Regions from separate parts of the Homo sapiens genome. Here region 1 is linked to region 2. A link is a contact called in ENCODE Hi-C or POLR2A ChIA-PET data. All regions are on one chromosome and are shown on one strand. The core of a region is the stretch at or near the end of the contact, and the rest is flanking DNA. Distances in the headings are between cores, read along the strand shown.

What was found. A loop is a pair of places that touch in the nucleus more often than their neighbours do. ChIA-PET counts read pairs that join two places held with the same protein, here RNA polymerase II (POLR2A). Pooled maps may share reads with other maps.
Region 1: a loop to region 2 is called in a map of B cell, with 3 times the contacts of the local background. The contact joins the promoter of CAMTA2 here to the promoter of ZNF232 in region 2. A Hi-C loop is called at or near these places in 5 of 168 maps with a recorded cell type or tissue (B cell, CD8-positive, alpha-beta T cell, dorsolateral prefrontal cortex and 1 more), 5 of 37 single-sample maps with no recorded cell type and 14 of 50 pooled maps. POLR2A ChIA-PET finds 5 or more read pairs at or near these places in 5 of 52 experiments (A549, CD4-positive, alpha-beta memory T cell, HEK293 and 2 more).

What each region holds. Positions count from the first base shown.
Region 1 is chr17:4,983,673-4,989,913 of GRCh38, forward strand. CAMTA2 (calmodulin binding transcription activator 2) reads right to left here and starts at 4,003. Exons shown (of 23, transcript NM_015099.4): 1 at 3,921-4,003; 2 at 2,520-2,614; 3 at 2,208-2,311. The coding sequence starts at 2,550. INCA1 (inhibitor of CDK, cyclin A1 interacting protein 1) reads right to left here. Exons shown (of 7, transcript NM_001394789.1): 4 at 6,218-6,241; 5 at 5,756-5,952; 6 at 5,107-5,272; 7 at 4,458-4,882. The coding sequence ends at 4,733. CAMTA2-AS1 (CAMTA2 antisense RNA 1) reads left to right here and starts at 4,072. Exons shown (of 3, transcript NR_187235.1): 1 at 4,072-4,553; 2 at 4,744-4,920; 3 at 5,015-6,241. RefSeq lists a silencer at 3,483-4,022.
Region 2 is chr17:5,110,569-5,117,835 of GRCh38, forward strand. ZNF232 (zinc finger protein 232) reads right to left here and starts at 1,310. Exons shown (of 4, transcript NM_014519.6): 1 at 1,232-1,310. The coding sequence starts at 1,254. It overlaps ZNF232-AS1 (ZNF232 antisense RNA 1), which reads left to right and starts at 1,367. Exons shown (of 3, transcript NR_135658.1): 1 at 1,367-1,533; 2 at 2,818-2,884; 3 at 3,590-3,814. It overlaps USP6 (ubiquitin specific peptidase 6), which reads left to right and starts at 5,464. Exons shown (of 38, transcript NM_001304284.2): 1 at 5,464-6,172. RefSeq lists an enhancer at 1,621-1,670.

The DNA of each region.
Region 1 (6,241 bases), core at 2,753-5,252, 120 kb before region 2:
CCCCAGGATCAAGCAATTCTCTTACCTCAGCCTCCAGAGTAGCTGCGATTACAGGCACTTGCCACCGTGCCCAGCTAATTTTTGTATTTTTAGTAGAAACGGGGTTTCACCATGTTGGCCATGCTGGTCTTGAACTCCTGACCTCTGGTGATCCGCCTACCTCAGCCTCTCAAAGTGCTGGGATTACAGGCATGAGCCACCACTCCTGGCCTCTGTGCCCCTTCCTGACTCAAAAAATTTCAGTGGTTTGACACTGCCAGGAATTTCAGATTATTTATTTATTTATTTATTTTTTTGAGACAGAGTCTCGCTCTGTCACCCAGGCTGGAGTGCAGTGGCGCCATCTCGGCTCACTGCAAGCTCTTCCTCCTGGGTTCATGCCATTCTCCTGCCTCAGCCTCCTGAGTAGCTGGGACTACAGGCGCCCACGACCACGCCCGGCTAATTTTTTGTATTTTTAGTAGAGACGGGGTTTCACTGTGTTAGCTAGGATGGTCTTGATCTCCCGACCTCGTGATCCACCCGCCTCAGCCTCCCAAAGTGCTGGGATTACAGGCGTGAGCCACTGTGCCTGGCAGGAGTTTCAGATTCTTTAGCCTGACTCCAAGGTTCTTCCCAACAAGGGATCAAACTTTCACTGTTCCCACTATTTACCCATATTGCTCCTACAATTCCTGCCAGATGGATCCATTGATTCCTTCCTGAACATGCTTTGAATAGTTACCTCCTGCATGTTAGTGCCCTACAAGGCAGGTACCATGTGCACACCTCTCCATATCTGGAAATCATAGCCATTCTATAAACCAAACCCCTTTTCAGATGCTCCATGAAGCCCTGCTGACCACACTGGACCTTCCTAAACGCTCTATAGCACTTACAACAATCACACATACACACATACACGCATCGTTTTACTGACAGTCCTCTTCTGACATCAAATTGATAAATATCAACAACCAACTACATACAAGGCAGTAAGTATGCAGAATACAGAAAATGTGTAACACAAGGACTGTGCCTCCTCCAGAAAGAGCCAGTATCAGTGGTGGTTAATAACAAAGGTTCCAGCCGGGCGTGGTGGCTCATGCCTGTAATCCTAGCACTGTAGGAGGCCGAGATGGGCGGATCACTAGGTCTAGAGTTCGAGACCAGCCTGGCCAACATAGTGAAACCCCATCTCTACTAAAAATACAAAAATTAGCCAGGTGTGGTGGCGTGCCTGTAGTCCCAGCTACTCCGGAGGCTGAGGCAGGAGAATGGCGTAAACCTGGGAGGCAGAGCTTGCAGTGAGCCGAGATCGCGCCACTGCACTCCAGCCTGGGCGACAGAGCGAGACTCCATCTCAAAAAAAAAACAAACAAAAATTAGCCGGGCGTGGAGGCACATGCCTGTAATCCCAGCTACTTGGGAGGCTGAGGCAGGGGAATCACTTGAATCCAGGAGGCGGGGGTTGCAGTGAGCCAAGATCGCGCCATTGTACTCCAGCCTGGGCAACAAGAGCGAGACTCCGTCTCAAAAAAAAAGGCCCTGGAGTAAGTTAGATAAACTATGAGGTAAATCAGTTTCCTCATCAATAACATAGGAGCAATAACAGGGCTTGCTCTATAGAACCGTTAGAGGATTAAATGAGACAAGGCAGGCCAAATGTTTAGCACGGTGCCCAGTATGTAAGGAATACTTTACTGGCAGTAGCTTTTGTTTTTACCCAGGTGGCTATGCCACAGAAAAGAGGGCTCCTTCAAGATCCATGTCTTTTTGTTTTTGTTTTTGAGACGGAGTCTCACTCTGTCACCCAGGCTGGAGTGCAGTGGCGTGATCTCAGCTCACTGCAGCCTCCGCCTCCCTGGCTCAAGTAATTCTCCCGCCTCAGCCTCTCGAGTAGCTGGGATTACAGGCGTACATCACCACGCCTGGCTGCTTTTTGTATTTTTAGTAGAGACGGGGTTCCACCATGTTTGCCAGGCTGGTCTTGAACTCCTGACCTCAGATGATCCACCCGCCTCAGCCTCCCAAAGTGCTGGGATTACAGGCATGAGCCACCATGCCCGGCCAAGATCCATGTTTTTATACCTCTCCTAGGATCCCCAAAGAGCTTAGAATGGTGCTCTGCACTTAGGAGTGTTGACAGACACGGAAAGACCCCCCACTCACCCTCCTCCAGCCTACTAGGTCTTGCTGGGCCCCAACCCCCAGCCTCCCTAGAAAACCTCATTTGTATTCCACCGTAGCCTCTCTGGAGGCAGCAGCGGGCAGCGAGGAAGACACTCCAGCAGCTTCTTGGGGAGAAAGATCTTCAGGTGGTGGCTGTTTTCTAAAGGGAATTAGAAGGGAGGGTTTAGTGTGCTACCCTGGGGCATCCCTGTGATAGTCCAAGGGGAAAGGGCTGAAGGCAATACAGAGCACTGGGGAAAACTGAAACCTCACTAAGGAGAACAGAAAATCCAAGAATTAGAGGGCCACTAAAGCGTGGGGAGAACGAAAGGCTGTGGCCACATTGGGAACCTGGTTTGTGAACTTACCAGCAACCTCGGTGGTGTCCTTGGTATTCATGGTGAGGGCTCCAGGGGGCAAGGTCACCCCCGGCCTGAGGGGCCGGGGGGAGGGGGAGTCTGTGCTGGGAAGGGAGAGAACAAGGTCATGGCAGAAGCCCCCACATTAATCCAGGATGAGAAGTATGAGGTAGGGAGTGGGTATAGAACTGGGTCATAGTATCTGGGAAGGATGAGGAAAGGGAGGGAGGGGCTGACTGTGATGTGACAGTAGAAGAGAGAACAACACACAGTGCCCGGAGCCAATATGAGTGAGCAGACTGGACAGGAAGAGTGAGCAGGAAGAAATGGGTTGGGGTGGGGGAGCGGGGAGAAGACTGGCAGGGCTTGGGCCTCAGAGGCCCTAAACCTTGAGCTTTTGCACAGACTGGGGCTATGGTTGGGTCAGGTCCTGGGGGTTGGGACTCAGGCCATCCGGTCCTTGGAGGATGGTTTGGCAAGAGAGCCTGGATCCTGGGGGCAGGGCAGGAGATTCTACCTCCGGTAGAAGCTAGGCCTTTAGAAGACACGCCCTGAGTTCCTTCTCTGTTTGATTTTTCCAAGGGGAAGGGCAGATCTGATAACTGAACCTAACCTATTCTCTCCTCCAGGTTGGTTAGGACCTGATAGAATCTGGGCCAGACACCCAGATTCCCACCCTCAGGACAACCCACCCTCCGGCTGACAGCCCTCTCTACGTAGCTCCCTCTCCCCAAACGCCTCTGCCTCCCCTGGCCTCCAGGCCTAGCCTACCCCATCTACCGCTCTGGCTCCAGCCTGAGCCCCCCGCCCTCCTCGGGGAACAGATGGGAGCTGGCGGAGGCTCTCAGCACGGGCTCCGCCAGGTGTCCAGGATGGAGATGGGAGGAGGCCCGTCGGGCTCGGCTATGTGCAGTGAAGCTGGGGTTGGGGTAAGGACTCCGCCCCAGGGCGCAGGTGCGCAGTCCTGGCTAGGCAGCCTGCCAGGGTGCGGAGCGGGAGCGGGTCCTTGGGCTGCACTTGGGCGGCGCCGGATCGGACGCTTGGCACTCTGGGCGGCCCCCCGGCGGAGTGGTGGTCCCAGGAGAACCTCCGAGGTGGGAGGGTCCCGCCCGCATAGAGGGATGTTCTGGAGAAGCCGGGAGCAGAGTCCGCGGGCACGCGGTGGGCGAGGGACAGTGCAGGTGCCGGGTGCGGGGGTCTCCGGGACAGTCCCCGGCACGCGCTGGTCCGCCGTGGGGCCCTGCGGTGAGCGGCGCCCCCTGGCGCGGGGGAGGAGGACGGAAGCGGGAGGTGAGGGCGAACCGGGAAGAGGGACGGTGGTCCCTGGCGCGGCGCTCCGCGTCGGGACCTGGAGGAGCTGCGCCCTCTGGCGCGGGGGCGGAGAGGCGGGCGAGAGGCCCTGGCTCTTACCTCCCGGGGTCCCGCGGGTGACGGCGGCAGCGGCCATTCTACCCCACACCGACCCCCCCCAGCGCCGGCTGACAGCGGCGTCTAACGTCACTGCGCACGGGGCGGGGCCTCCCAATTAAGGGGATGAGGGTCAGGAAGGGAACCTGGGGTCAGCACACGTGGAGTTCTGGGTGGGGCGCTGGGCAGAGGGACTCGGCTTCTAGGGCTCTGAGCCAGGCCGAGGGACAGACTGCTGGGAAGTCCCCAAAAGGGCAGCAGCACTGAGGGGCAGGATTCCAGGGTCCTGGAGGCGGAAGCTCGGCCGACTGACTCCCAGTTCGAGAGAACGGGGCGGGGGCAGCCCACCAGTGCTGGAACCCGAGGGGCCGGGCGAGGAACGCTGGACTGGGAGCAGGACCCTTCTCGCCTCGGACAAGACTCCTTGTCTGGGGACCCAGCCCGACTTCATTGTAGCTGGGTCCTCGAGAAAGCGAAAGGAGCCCTCCTTCCCCATTGGCCTCTCCATCGCTGCATCCCAAGAAGAAAGACAACTCGGGCTCCACTTGCTTGCTTTTTAATAACAGAGCAGAGAGAATACAAGGCCAGGAGCGGGGCCTGGAGGAAAACAGGACTTGGGGTGCTCCTGTGAGAGCGGTGGGTTGAGATGGGAGCCCACGGGGGCTGTTAATGCCTAGTTCAGAGGATGGGAAAGGCAGTTGGAGAGACGAAGGAAGGGGAAACGCCTTCATGTCAGCAATGAGGGTGACTCTAGTGACGGAACTAGTCTTGGGTCCCTGGGGCACCACTAGCCTCTCGGCATCGGTGGTTTCTCCTTACTCTTCAGACGCTGCCAACTCCATCCCCCAGGGATTGTGAAGGGGGTTCCTTCTGGCTGTGACAGTGCTGAACGAGGCCAGAGAGTGCAGCTGCCTGGAGGCACAAGCCTCCTCCTGATCCAGGGGGCTCCAGGGAGACCAAAGCAGCTGTCAAGATGAGAGAAATTGAAAAAGAAAATGGAAAAGTAGGTCTTCTTTCCAGATTTCCTAGTACCCAAGCTTAGGTACCTCGAAGTCTCTGGTTCTCACCTACGTTATTTTTGTTTCTCTCAAATCCAGCTCTCCAGCCTGGCTCTCAGCTTCTGCATCTCCATGCAAGACCAGAGACCCACATCACTCCCTCACTCCACCCAGTTCCACTCCAACAATACCTGGGCCCTGCCAGGAGTGAGAAAACGGTCCTCTTCCTGTGGATAGGTTGCTCTCTCCTCTTCCAGATCAGGGTATTCATTGGTGCTGGGGAATCCACAGCCCTCTTCGCCAAGCACCACTGGCTCAGATGCAGCCCCAGAGCTGCCCCACTGGGCCTTCTTCAGTCTGTGGAGACTTTAGGCTGAGGAGAGAAGTGCCTGGAGGCCAGGCTTCCTGTCTCTCCATTCTTCACCTTTCTGTTCTGAAATACTTCCTGCTGGGACTCCAGGGAGTTGTCATTTGACCTTTAACCCTCCACTCCCAATTTTCTGCTCCCCTCAGACTGAAGCATATTGTCTAGGAACCCAGAGGTGACCCCAACCTCCCCACTGTCCTCCAGTTCTATGGTTTGCTTTCCTGTCTTCAGTGATCTAGTTTCCACTCCTTCCAGCTCATGTGGCTCATCCTCCTTACTGCAGTTCCCTCCTTCTTTCCATATTACAGAAATCTGTTTCAATCACACCAAAGCCCACAGCTTCCTTCCAAGCAACCTCCCCTCAAAGCTCCCCTCAAACCTCCCCTCAAAGCTGTCAACCCCTTCCTTAGCTCAAACTGTTCTGCCCCCAAATCCTGCATGACTCCCAGAACCCAGATGTCTCCCTTCCTTACTCGTTGATGATGCTCTGACGCCTTCTTAGGTCCTCCAGGTGGTAAGTGACAGCCCTCACCCGGGCGGGGACTCCCCCAAGGCCCTGCTGCTGCATTCCTTCCAAACATGGCCTCCTCTTCTTTCTTCTCCAAAGCATTTCAGGGGGTGGGAGCTGCTCAGGAGGATACAGACCAAGCTGGGAGCAACCAGTGGCTCTCTGTGCCAGAGAATGGGGAAAAAGAGCTAGAAAGAAGAACTGGCTCTCTCAAGGGAGCTTGGATTGAACTAGGTAGGGAGTCTGGGGTCTTGGGAAGACCCCTGTGATCTCGAAAACATGATGACTGATTCATAGAAAGGAAGGCCTGGTCAGTGCACTGGTTGGGGAATAACAGAGGGAAGCGGTAATAAGGAGAGCTTGGGACAGGACAGCAGTGGGTGCAATTTTAACAGAGAAATGTTAAACGGCAGAGGGTCTGTCTTACCAGCATGGGTGGAATGTGCTGCTC
Region 2 (7,267 bases), core at 60-2,559:
CTCCTCCCTGCTTTCAAAAATTTCTGAAGTAGTAGCTACAGCAAAAGAAAAATATAAGTCCCCTTTAAGGAGCTGGATCTCATTCAAATGCCAAAGCCCTATTAAGGGGCAGCTATGAACAAGTCTCGGGTACAGTGGCCTGCGTCAAGGAAATCTAACAGGTGTAAACCAAAAAAGCATCTGAGATAGGTCTCAACCAATTTAGGGGTTATTTTGCTAAGGTTGAGGATGCACCCAGGAAAAAGACACACAAGCCACAGTAGGATCCGTGGCTCGCACTTTTACCAAAGAGGGTTTTGAGGGCTTCAATTTAATGGGGAGAAAGCTGGCAGGAGGGGAAGGAGGAGAGAAGAGGGAGGGTATGTGGTGAGGTAAGTGGCCACATTCTTGTGAGGATTTGATTAGAGCTCACTGAATCCACATGTTGCACGTGAAAAGAGGAAGTCAATTATGAATTTGTCTCGTGCTCAGTAAATCTGCATTTTACACAAGATAAGGTAGACATACAGTAGAGGAAGAAGTCAAATATGCTTTGTCTCTGGGTGGGTGGAGGAACGATTTCTAGTCTTGTCCGGTGAAGCTCGGCTGTTCGTTTCCATTGCCAGGGTGAGGGAGGCCACCTGGGGGCATATGTTGCTTTCTATCTTGCAGCTATCGGTTTAGGAACAAAAGGAAAAGCAGTTTTTTTCCGTGACTCAGTTTCCAAGCTTAACTTTTCCCTTTGTCATAGTAAGTTTGGGGTCCTGAGATTTTATTTTCCTTTCACACAGGGAAGGAGGTGGAACGCATCAGAGGCCACGAAAGGAGCACAAAGGGGGACCGCTGGCCTAAGACAAAGGAGGCGCGAGGAAAAACGCGGAGCTCGCGTCTCCCAGGGTGATGCCCGGCGCCGCTGGCCCCAGCAAAACTTCTCTACCCCGGCCTCGGGCAGGTGCCCGCCCGGGGAGGGGGCTGTCGTCCAGGCCAGGTACAACTCCCCTTCCCACCCTTCACTCCCTACCCAAGGGTCTCGAGAAAAGAGAAGAGGAACATCAAGACCCCCCTCCACGGCACGTGACGCGACGCAACGCAGGTAGCGCAGCGCGGGCACCACGGGCAACCCAAACCCCTCTCCACACACAACCGCGGAGCTGCCTGCCAGGCCTGCTCACTGCAGAGCCGCCGCTGCCTGCGGGACGGGCAAAAGCCAAGCCGCCAGGTGGACCTCGGGGAAGCCGCCGCCAACACTCACCTCACAGGACCAGGAGGTTCCATCGGGGCGCTGCCGCGAATCGCGCCACTTACAGCCCTCACCCCAGGGGCAGGTTTGCGCCTGCGCAGGTCGCAGCCTCGGCCTCCAACTCCCAGAATCCTCCTCGCCGCCGGCTTCCGTTCGCGGACTTTGGCCCAGGCGCGTGGGCGCTGCCGAGAGGCTGGGAGCCCGGGAACCGGTTCCTGGACTTGAGCGGAGCGAGAAAGAGCGCGCCGCCTGCACGACTGGACTGGAGCGGCCGGGTGCCCTGGAGGCCCCTGGGAATTGCAGTCCTTGCGCAGGTGGAGAGTGAGCCCTTGTAAGCGGGTGACTTCATCAAGTTTGGGGGGTCTCTTGTGGAATTGTACCTGAAGGGCGGTGCTGGCGGACAGATGTCAGGGAAATTCTGGCCTTGTCCATGGCCTGTGGTAACACTTCTCCATGAGTTCTATTTTCCAATTACCTCTTCCCAGACCTGATGAGAGGGCCACAGCTAAGGAAGACGGTCCCTTCCACGAAAAAATATTCCCCAACCACTAGCCTGTACAATTCCTGGGGCGTAGGGGGAGGGGAGGAGAAAAAAGAATTCTAAGGTTAATTTTATTGCGATGGGGGAAATAGGGGTTGGTGTTTTTTTGTTGTTGTTATTTTTTATTTTATTTATTTATTTGAGACGGAGTCTTGCTCTGTCGCCCAGGCTGGAGTGCAGTGGCGCGATCTTGGCTCACTGCAAGCTCCGCCTCCCGGGTTCACGCCATTCTCCTGCCTCAGCCTCCTGAGTAGCTGGGACTAGAGGCGCCCGCCACCACGCCCGGCTAATTTTTTTTTTTTGGTAGGAGACACGGCGTTTCACCATATTAGCCAGGATGGTCTCGATCTCCTGACCTCGTGATCCGCCCGTCTCGGCCTCCCAAAGTGCTGGGTTTACAGGCGCCCGGCCGATTATTTTTTATTTTTTTTTTGAGACATGGTGGCCAACATGGTGAAACCCTGTCTCTATTAAAAATACAAAAAGGTTAGCTGGGCGTGGTGGCGGGCGCCTGTAGTCCCCACTACTCAGGAGGCAGGAGAATCGTTTGAACCCGGGAGGCAGAGGTTGCAATAAGCTGAGATTGTGCCACTGCACTCTAGCCTGGGCGACAGAGTGAGACTCCGTCTCAAAAAAAAAATTAATTAAAAATAAATTTATCTCACTATCAATTTTGCAGGATATTGATTGATCCAGTCTCTCAATACTTTTATAAAATAGCTTAATCCTAGTCTCTCCAAGAAAAATTGTTGTTCAACTGTGTAGTACCATAGTAACAGTTCTCAGATTCTCAGATTATTAAATTTGTTTCTCCAAGATATAGTATCCTTGAAAATGCGCATTGACACCCCCATGGCTGGGGGATATATTATCTTTTTTCCTTCAAAGTGCCATTGATAATTACTGCACGTAGGAGCTATGGATAAAAATAGTTATCATTTGTTGAATGTCTACTACGTGTCTAGAACTATGCCAGGAACTTAATGAAATTGTCTTATTTAGTCTTCACAGTTGCTCCACAAGGGATTGTATTAATGTCATTATCTTGATTTTACAGATGAGAAAACTCAAGACTCAGAAACAATAAAGGTTACAGAGATGAAATTGACAGAGCCTGAATTTCAGTATGTCAAACTTCAATGTGCCATTATACTTTTAAATCCTACAGAACAGATTGAATCACAACTTCTACTTTTACATGAGAGAAGACAATGGGTCCTATGACTTACTGTCAGTTTCCTTTTCCTGATTTAATTAGCTGCTTCTGTATCTAATTTTGCTAGGAATGGAGGAATAAGGCAAATTCCCTAAACTACATATTGACATTTATACTAATGTGAAAACCTCAAGTCCATTTGCAGACTTTTGGATTAGATTCTGTCCCAGAAAGACATCCACCCTAGAGTTCAGGATATCATACCCATTTTACTGTTCCCCTGGCACAATTCATAGTAAGGAAAAACAGACAAGGGGAAAGCTATTAGATTCTCGGTGCTGCTAAACAGGACACACAAGGACACCATTTTGTGATGATGATGGTGCTTTATGCAGCTTCCACCATTTACAAGATTTTCCTGTGGTGTGGAACCTCTCATGATAAAGCAAAGGAACTAGAAGCTTATTCCAGTCAAGATTTCTGATTTATCTTGTGGTAAGCATTTGGGAAGGACATATCTGCACATGACCTGAGACTAAGTACTATACACTGAATCAGATGAAAATTGCTCTTAGGAAGCTTACAATTTTCCAAATAGTTAGGACAAAAACAAACTCTCCTTCTCTCTTCCTATATGTACATACTGACATCTTTATCATTACTGTCTTCCTAGGGTTATGATTCTGTATGGTTTCTTTGGTGCTGCATTAGACCTGAGCTCTGATTGAAAATTCTTCCACGCTCGCTACATTCCAAAACTTTATCTCCAATATGAATTTCCAGATGCCTCACAAGGTCTGAGCTCCATCTGAAGGCTTTCCCATGCTTGTCACATTCATAGGGCTTTTCTCCACTATGAATTCTATGATGTCGAATAAAGTGTGAGCTCTGATTACAAGTCTTTGAACATTCATTGCATTCACAAAGTTTCTTTCCACTGTGAATTCTTTGATGCTGAATAAGTTGTGAGCTCCCCTTCAAATCTTTCCCACACCCAATGCATTTATAAGGCCTCTCTCTCACCTTGTATGGATTCTCTGATGTTCTGTAAGGACTGAGTTCTGGCCAGGCGCAGTGGCTCACGCCTGTAATCCCAGCACTTTGGGAAACCGAGGCGGGTGGATCAGCTGGGCTCAGGAGTTCGAGACCAGCCTGGCCAGCATGGTGAAAGCCCCTCTCTACTAAAAATACAAAAATTAGCCGGGTGTGGTGGTGGGTGCCTGTAATCCCAGCTAATTGGGAGGCTGGGGCTGGAGAATTACTTGAACCTGGGAGGTGGAGGTTGCAGTGAGCCGAGATCGGGCCACTGCACTCCAGCCTGGCAGCAGTGTGAGACTCCGTCCCAAAAAATAACAAACAAACAAAAAAGACACCAGAGGGCTTTGGGTCCCTCTCTCTCTGCCATGTGAGGACCCTGTGAGAAGGCAGCCAGGGAGCTCTCACCAGAACCTGACCATGTTGGGCCCTGGTCACAGCCTTGCAGCCTCCAAAACTGAGAAAATAAATTTCTGTTGTCTGGCATCCAGTCTATGGTATTTTGTTACGGCAGCCCGAGCTAAGACAGAGGAAAACTGGGGGCTGATGTGACGGCGGGGACTTTAGGTAGAAGGACCCCACGTCAAAAGTCAAAGCTAAAAATTCTGGAACGAGCCAGGAAGGCATCAGGACGTCTCATTTTATTTGCTAGAGGCATCTTTTGGGGGGTGGGGCGGTGGGTGGGTGGAAGGAGATGTGGCCAGTGAGCCTCTGACTTTTAATTGAGTTATTTCGAAACAAGGAACAGAGGGCCGGATGTGGTGGGTCGTGCCTGTAATTCCAGCACTTTGCGAGGCCGAGGCCAGTGGATCACCTGAGGTCAGGAGTTCAAGACCAGCCTGGCCAACATGGTGAAACCCTCTCTCTACTAAAAATACAAAATTAGCCTGGCGTGGTGGGGGGCGCCTGTAATCCCAGCTACTCGGGAGGCTGAGGCGGGACAACAGCTTTAACCCGGGAGGCGGAGGTTACAGTGAGCCGAGATGGCGCCACTGCACTCCGGCTTGGGCAACAGAGCAAGACTCCGTCTCCAAAAACACACACACACACACACACAAAACCCAAAACGGAACAGAGGCAGTTCTGTATTCCAGAGGGATTGATTTGTGATGCCTGCTCAAAACTCAAGAAGCCACCACCCTGATACTCATCAAACCCCGGAGAAATTTCGTTTTTAGAGTGTCAGAAGGCCCCATGAATAACCTTCCAGTCACTGAGGGAGGTCCCTACTCAGCACGCCCCGGTCTCCTTCACTCTCCTGCACTCGTGCCTCACAGATGGCCTCATGCGCGGACTGGCGGTCCAGCCTCCCGGGGACACAGCCCGGGCGCACCCCGCGCCGCCTTTGGCCACTGAGGCGGTCCTCGAGGCGCCGGGCTAGGGAAAGCCTCCCCGGCCGTCAAGGCTGGGATAGCGCCGGGGGATCGGGGCGGGGTGCGTGCGCCGAAAGGGCCTCAAAGCTGTAGGGCTGGACGGCACAAAGGGGCGCAAGGCACGGAGGCCAGGCAGAGGGGACAGCTAGCGGCGCGGCGGGACGGGCGGGCCCCGACGCCCAGCTCCAAATGCGTGGCCGCTGTGGGAGCTCGTCTCCAGGCGCCCATCAGTCTTCCCCTCACTCGACGCTACCTTGGCGGCCGCGCCCATGCTGTCCCCGCTCCAACTAGCAGTCAGGAGGGGCCGCGGGCAGCGCTCGAGACGCTCATTGAGAGGACTTCCCGCCTGCGGGCTCTCTGCTCGACGCCACTCCCGGCCCCGCTCCGGGCGGCCCCCCTCACCACTCCCGGCCCCGCTCCCGGCGGCCCGCCTCACCACTCCCGGCTTCCCGGGGCTTAGGCCCGCACCATCGAGTCGAACCGAGTCCTCATGTTTTCCTAGACAAGCCGCTGGGGGAGAGGGGAAACACTTCTGGCCCATGTGAGCCGCCGTCTCGTGTGGTGTCTGAGGGGCGTCTACCTGGAGTCACTGAGCCGACGAAAGGGAAAAGGCCAGTGCCTGTCCGGGAAGAGCTCAGCCTAGTGGGGCGGGCGACAAGTTACAGTTGCTGCCTTACGATGGCCGTGGCCCGTGGAGGCACTAGACCCTCACCAGGGGTCTGTCAGGAAAGGCGGGCAGATACGTGAGGCCTGAACAGGAAGGAACTGGGAGACCCAAGACTGTACCGCCAAGACCGCTTTCGAGTCGGGCCGACCGGAATTTGAATTCGTTTCTTCACTTACTAGTTGTGAGTCTTTGGGCAAATTTGCCTTTCTAGAGCGTAGTTTCTTATGTATAAAACAGGGTTAACAGTTGCACTCACTGAGGTAAATACAAGAGAAAATTGATGGTAAGTGCTTATCACGGTACCCAACACATAGCAAGTACTGAAAAGTGATGGAGCTAGGTACGGAGGGAGCAATCTTCACAGAGGGAACAGCTCGTGGAAAGGCCACAGGGCAAGAGGGCGGTGCCTACATTCTTGGGGAACTGCAGAGAGTTCATGGGTAAATAATAGGAAGGAAAGGTAAGTACTTTGCAGAAAGCCTTCCCCAGCTAGGTGAGACTCCCCACTGTAGTATCATATGCCTCTCCTTTTTGGCACTTATGGTTGCAACTTTATTAATGATTCTAATTAGTTTCTCTTCTACAATTATAAGTTCCATCAGGCCAGAGACTTGTCCATTTATGCTCACCCTGCTTTGTAGCACCCGCTGCTTAACACATATTAAAAGCTCGATAAGCCTGGGCGAGGGGGCTCAAGCCTCTAATCCCAGCACTTTGGGAGGCCGAGGCGGGTGGATCATGAGGTCAGGAGTTTGAGACCAGCCTGACCAACATGGTGAAACCCCCTCTCTACAAAAAATACAAAAATTAGCCGGGTGTGGAGGCACACACCTGTAATCCCAGCTACTCAGGAGGCTGAGGCAGGAGAATCACTTGAACCCGGGAGGCAAAGGTTGCAGTGAGCTGAGATTGCACCACTGCACTCCAGCCTGGGCGACAGAGCGAGACTCCGTCTCAAAAAAAAAAAAAAAAAGCTCAATAAATATTTACAGCACAAGTGAATAAATGGGGTCGCATCAGAATATATATGTCACAATAAGGACTTTGGACTTCAGGCTGAAGTTAGTGGGAAATCACTGTGGAAATTTAGAGAGGGGGATGGCACTATCAGATTTGTTCTGAAGGAAGAACATTCCAGCTGCCCTGTAGAGAAGCGTTGGAATCAGGGAGGCATGTTAGGAGGCTGCGATAATAGTACAAGCAAGAGATGATGGTGGCCTCACTCTAAGGGCATTAAAAATCAAGACAAGTGAGGCCGGGTGGGGTGGCTCACACC